Regions from separate parts of the Homo sapiens genome. Here region 2 is linked to region 1. Evidence: chromatin loops called from intact Hi-C (ENCODE). Cell type or tissue: Calu3. All regions are shown on one strand. Links, peaks and the distances in the headings refer to the core of each region. The heading gives the core; the rest is flanking DNA.

Region 1 (2,928 bases), core at 149-2,648:
GTGGTTTGTGTGTGTGTGCGTGCATGTATTCCTTTTTATGGCCATTATATATATAAAATGGAATTTTATTAGGCCATAAAAACGAATAAAATAATGTTTTTTGCATCAACATGGATGAAACTGGAGATCATTCTCTTAAGTGAAATAAACCAGGCACAAAAGACAACTATCACATGCTTTCACTTATATGTGGGAGCTAAAAATTCTGATCACATGGAAGTAGAGAGTGGAAAGATAGAGAACAGAGACTGGGAAGGGTGAATCAGGGGAGAGGAAGGACAAATAGAAGTTAATTAAAGAGTACAAATTTACAGATAAATAAAAGTAAAAATTTCAATGTTTGATAGAGTAGGGTGACTGTAGTTAAACAAAAATGTATTGTACTCAAGTGAACACCCAAAATACCCTGACTAGATCACTCTAGATTATATACATGTAACAAAATTTCATGTGTATCCCATAAATTTGTACTAATAAAAAATTAAAGATTACATACCAAGTGACAATGAAAAAAAATCCCTCTTTCTTTCAAACAGTTAAAAAATGTTTTCCATGGAAGTACATAAGTATATCCTTATGATTTCTAGCAGTTCTAGATTACCAATTGTGTATCTGCATGGCCAAATTCTCAATCAACTCCAGAAACTATGAGAGATGAAACTTAATTTGAACTTTAAAAAATGGACATATTTGAGTACAAAAGATAGAGAAGGCATTCCAAATAAGGAAGAAAATCATTCGGAACCTGTGTATCAGATAGGAGAAAGCTAATCAAAAAGATGAAGAAGAATGAATTAAGGTAATATGATGATAAAAATACCAGTTAACACATAAACATTAATAGCTGTGTCTTCTTTATAATTATCCAGGATTTCCCTTGATGCCAAGATTATACTTTTGTGCACATACCTATATTTTATATGTAAGCTTCTACTAAAATCGGTATTGAAAAGACATGTTTGTTCTTATATGGATTATACAAGAAATAGAATAGGTGCCGTCTCTACTTTGATGGGCGTAGCTCAGGTTTCAATGTTATTAAAGGTTAAATGATGATAAAAATATAAGAAATTTGAAATACAGCATTCTTCTCAAAAGCATGATTTTCAAACAAACAAGGTTTTCATGTTTGTTTATTTTGGAATATTTTCTTGATCTGTAGCATATTATTAAGTAAGACCCCTCTGATTATCAATCATTTTAGATTTGCTTAAGTAGAATGGTGATTTTAGTATATTCTTTAAAATCCTAGTGTATATTTATTTTCCCTTAATCAAATTAGAGTACCGTTTATTTTCAGCCCCTTGAATCCCCCCGACATCTTTTATTTGTATATTTTTTAGTTAGGATTTTATAAGTTTTTATATGCCATTTGCATTGTGTGGAATAGTCATAAAATTCGTTGTCAGAGCTAGCATGTAGGACATGAAGGAAACGAAAATAGGAGAGAGAAAGAAATTGCATCAAGAAAGCAGGAGAAGCTAAAGGAAAAGTAAGAACAAAAGGAGGAGTGGAAAAGAGATTTAAAAATGAGATAAGTCATGGCAGTGGGCTTCGGAATCAACTCTCTATCCCCACTGTGGTCAATGGGTCCTTCTAAGGGAGGAGTAGGATGGAATTCAGGGAATAAAATATATGTCTGACTATAATCTAATAATCTTTACCCTCTCCCTCAATCCCTGTGTGCACTTAGCTCCCTCTGTTGGACTGGTGTTGTTTACACACAAGTGATTTGTTCTTTGAAGAGGCAGCCAAACAAAATTTCCTTCTGATATTTTACATTCAAAAGACAGAGGAAAACGATCTCTTCTTGGCGTTTTTACATTAGTATAAATGTTTTTAAGTGGTGATAACAACTAAGATGAATTGTTTGCACAACTCAAGACTTTTCCTCCAGGTCTTTGTTGTAGTAGAGAAATTTAAGTATTTTGTATCTTTTACCACACTGACTTTCTCACATCAAGTATTCAAAATTGCAACCACATTAAGGGAGAAGTTTGGAAATGTTCCTATTAGAAGGCAATCACAATAGTTTCCAGTAACCACTAGACTTCTTGTGATTATGATTTTAATATAGTAACAAAGCCCTCCTTCCCAAATGGGTGAAAGATACACATTCTTCTAATAGTTTAAGTCATGTTTGGAGATAAAAGATGAAGACTAGGAACTCCAGACCTCTGGAAGATTTTAGAGTAGCCATAATTAATGATATAGAATATGTTAGTCTATGAGTGCTTCATAATATGCAATATGTGAGGCTGGAGGTTGTATGCCTTGCTTATTATTTTATGGAGTCTCAATAAATTTTTCTTTAATTTACTGATTTTAGATTAAAAAATTGACTTCTAATTTTTCCAATCATCCATTCACTCATTCAGTTAACTTCTCAACAAACACTTAAGAAGAACTAATCATGTCACAGGTTCTGTGCACAGTGCAGGGTATACAACCGTTAATTAAAGTAGACATTTTTCCATTCTTATGAGATTTACAGCTTTTACTTACTTTGCTTCTCTCACACAATACACTTAATTTTCTAGGCTGGAGCATGGGTTAGAGACATTCTGGGGATTAGAACTAACCTAGTCATAAGATTTCTAGGTTCTTCCTAAATTTTAATGCACATTGGAGTTTCATGTATTTTTTAGAATATAATAAATTGATTGATGATCCCTACAATTTCTCTCAAGATTCCAGTGTTTATCTTGTTGAGAATGACAGTGACCTAATATGTATTGACTTTTTGATGACCCTTACAACAATACTACCTTGTTTCAAATTTATATCCCTGGGAATTTCCAAGAACCATGGTGTGTGTCTATATGTATGTGTGTCTATGTGTAGGAAGAAGACAGGTGGTAAGGAGATAAGAGAGATGGGCAGAGATGATTAGGAACAATGCATATAACTTTATATAAAATTTTGATC
Region 2 (2,928 bases), core at 172-2,671, 620 kb before region 1:
TCTTCATGGGGGATGTGATGAGGGAAATAAATTTTTATTTAGAAATTCCAGACAAGGAAGGAATAACAATGCTAATAGTGATGATAAGAAAGGCTAAGACCTGACAACCTAGAAAGATTCCAAACTCCTTAAGGCCTGTCTACATTTGAAGCTCTTTTGTACCTTGGATTTGCTCCTGCATTCCTAACCGTTGACTGTTGCTCAAGTTAACTACCCACAATTTTTGGTTTAGAAAGTAACGGATAGTTAAAAGCAGTAACAGCAACACAAATGCTTGATGGTTCCTTAATGGTATTAAGCCTAATCAGTGCCCTTTGAAATAGAAGCTATATTTTTCTTGAAGGAGAAACTTTGCTGAGTCCACATTGTGTCCATCATGAAAATATCTTGCTTGAAAACCACTATACCCATTAATTCAGGATGCTAATAGCTTTCTTGCCTTTGGTGGTCAAATGTACCTCAGCAGGGTGGCAGTAAATGGATCCTCTCTCTCTAACCAGAGCCTGTATTTATTATTATTATTATTTTAGTGTTACTGCTGACTTTTATGGACTCAGAGTATTAATGTGCACAGCTTAGGACCTCTAAAAGTATAGTGCTGCCCAAGCAAAGAGACATCAGGCTATCTGCTTTGCTCTCTTTTTCTTGTCTTGCAGTTCAGGATTTCAGCAGCAGATCTCAAACATTTCACTGATTATTTTGTTTGGGTTTCTGGATGTGATTTGTGGTACACTGGGGGGAAATCTAAAAGTATTCAAGGATGATTTATTTTCAGTTTTTCTGTTTAAACCATCTTATTTAAAATGTTTCGAGGTTATATGGGAGGTGAGTTTGAAACTTTGTCACTGACTCAATTTGGAATATGAGATTTTAGCTTAGCCCCTTTTTTGGGTGGTCACAAAGATTAGTCCAAATAGTTCTGGAAAGTTGGAATATTAATTTTAGTCACATTATCCTTAAAAATTATCCAACACTTAAAAAATATTTGAAATTATTTGTTATTACTACTAATTGAGGTCTTCTAAACTATGATTCCTATTATGAGGCTTATTTTTGTATTAATCAGGAAGTTCAGTTTCCCATTCCTGAAATGTCACTAGGCTCAGAGTATAATTTGTTTAGTTGGTACTTATAAATAAAAAAGAAACCTGATTACTTCCAAACTATTTTGGTTTTAGAGCATAGGTCTCAAGCCCTCTTATTTTAACGAGAGAGTTTTATTTTTTGGCGTTAGGATCTTATTACTTTCGGCGTAAGTTACAGCAGATCCTTTCCAGGATTGCTCTGGTTTTCTATGTTACCACTGTATTCCTCATGTGCTTACAGCAACAATATCACCTAGCAAATTGCCTGCATTTCAGAAAGTCCTGTAGTTTGGATTTACAGTATAATCTGTGAAGGAATTCTAGGTGGTCTGTGGACTGGCCTATTTTAATGTTTATAATATGACAAAATGTATAATTTTGTTTCTGGCATATATTAAATATCCATAAACTCCAGACGGTTACCTTGGTGGTGTTCATCAGAGGTGCCTCCTTCCCGTCTATTCTGGTGAGTACTTTTTGCTCTAATAGCTGGGAGGAAATAGTGGAGTAGGTGGTCTTTGTGTTTAGCCAAAGTGGCCAGCAGATTTTGAAAAGTTTAAAATCTGCTACAATTTTCTCAGCCACTTCCTGCCCAGGGTGACCCAGCTTTGGGCCAGCTTGCCACTGATTTCCTTATGACTAACTCTTTAAATACAAGGATTGAGCAATAAAACATTTTCAAACTGTTTAAGCTCTGGGAGGTAAGTCAGTATTGCCACTATTTCCTTGTTGAGAAAACTCACTCAAATATTGAGATTCCCTACATATTTAAGAAGGATGGCAATTATAAGTAAAAACAAAACAAAAAACAACAACAACAACCTTATTTCAAGTTTTGTAGGGGAAAGTAGAGTATGTGTTAACATCACGGGAGGCATTGTAGTGGGTGTGTTTATTTTATTGGGTTAAAATTGTGCTTTAAAAGTTTGAGACATGGAAATAGCTTTTAAGGTAATATGTTTTATACTCGTAAATTAAAGAAGCAGGGATTTGACTTTTTTTCAACACCAGGAAATTAGACGTTGAGGTTGTGTTATATAGATGCCAATATAAGCAACTCTGGCTCTTGAATAAAAGTTCTTAGTCGTTTGGTGTTAGAAGAACTGCTGACATCTTATGCTGGAAATATTATCAAATATTGCTTATCCAAAGAGATATGGAATAAAACATAATGTTTCTCTGTTGAAAACTGAAGGTGACTTTTTTGGGAAATGATCTTATTTTCCATCCCATTGTAATAAATCTCCCTTGAAAAAGCACAGTGGAACTAGGCTCATGTTAATAGTTCTAACAGGAAAAAAATTCTTTGTAGATAAAGCAAGGCATAAATAAACTCATTAATGCATTGCAGTGGTGGAAATGGAGGTGAGTGTTGCCAAGGCAATTGATGACCTTATTGTTGACCTGCTTGACCAAAAGAGAATAAATTATTCCAAAATAAGAACCTTGGCTCTTTTTGCTGGGCTATGGTTCTGTTCCATTTTAAAGTTATTTAGAAAACTAAACACTTGCAAGAATCTTTGTTCTTAGAAGGACTGTATTCATAGAATAAGTGAAATCTACTTTGATTTCCGACTTACCCACTCCCATTTTTCTCAGATATTTATCAAGTAATGTGGTTTGTAATCCAAACAAAAAAAAGTGCCTTAATCCAGAACATACACATGGAGACAATAACAGCAGACTGATGGTGTTTGTACTTTACTAAAACATTGAGATCTTCTCTAAAACAGAGTGGTTTGAGAACATAGTGTCTAGAGTGTAAAGAATTATAATGGAATGGTAAACATACTGTGATTCTATCTGGTCATAGAATCATAGAGACCAGCACATTCCTGTCTAT

Evidence for each region. Peaks named below come from ENCODE experiments on the same cell type or tissue, not always from the same donor. Only the 100,000 strongest peaks of a DNase experiment are listed, where the experiment ranks them.
Region 2: a loop joins it to region 1, with 4 times the contacts of the local background. A loop is called at or near these places in 18 of 110 quality-filtered maps.

The regions. Positions count from the first base shown.
Region 1 is chr6:126,656,054-126,658,981 of GRCh38, forward strand. No RefSeq gene overlaps it. Among named protein-coding and RNA genes, the nearest start is that of MIR588, 170 kb to the left of the region's middle. In Calu3, for the core only: a CTCF peak has its summit at 1,699 (motif pointing left); no DNase peak of the experiment used is centred there.
Region 2 is chr6:126,039,295-126,042,222 of GRCh38, forward strand. It overlaps a transcript of TRMT11 not described here. Among named protein-coding and RNA genes, the nearest start is that of TRMT11, 54 kb to the left of the region's middle. In Calu3, for the core only: no CTCF peak of the experiment used is centred there; a DNase peak (open chromatin) is centred at 1,687.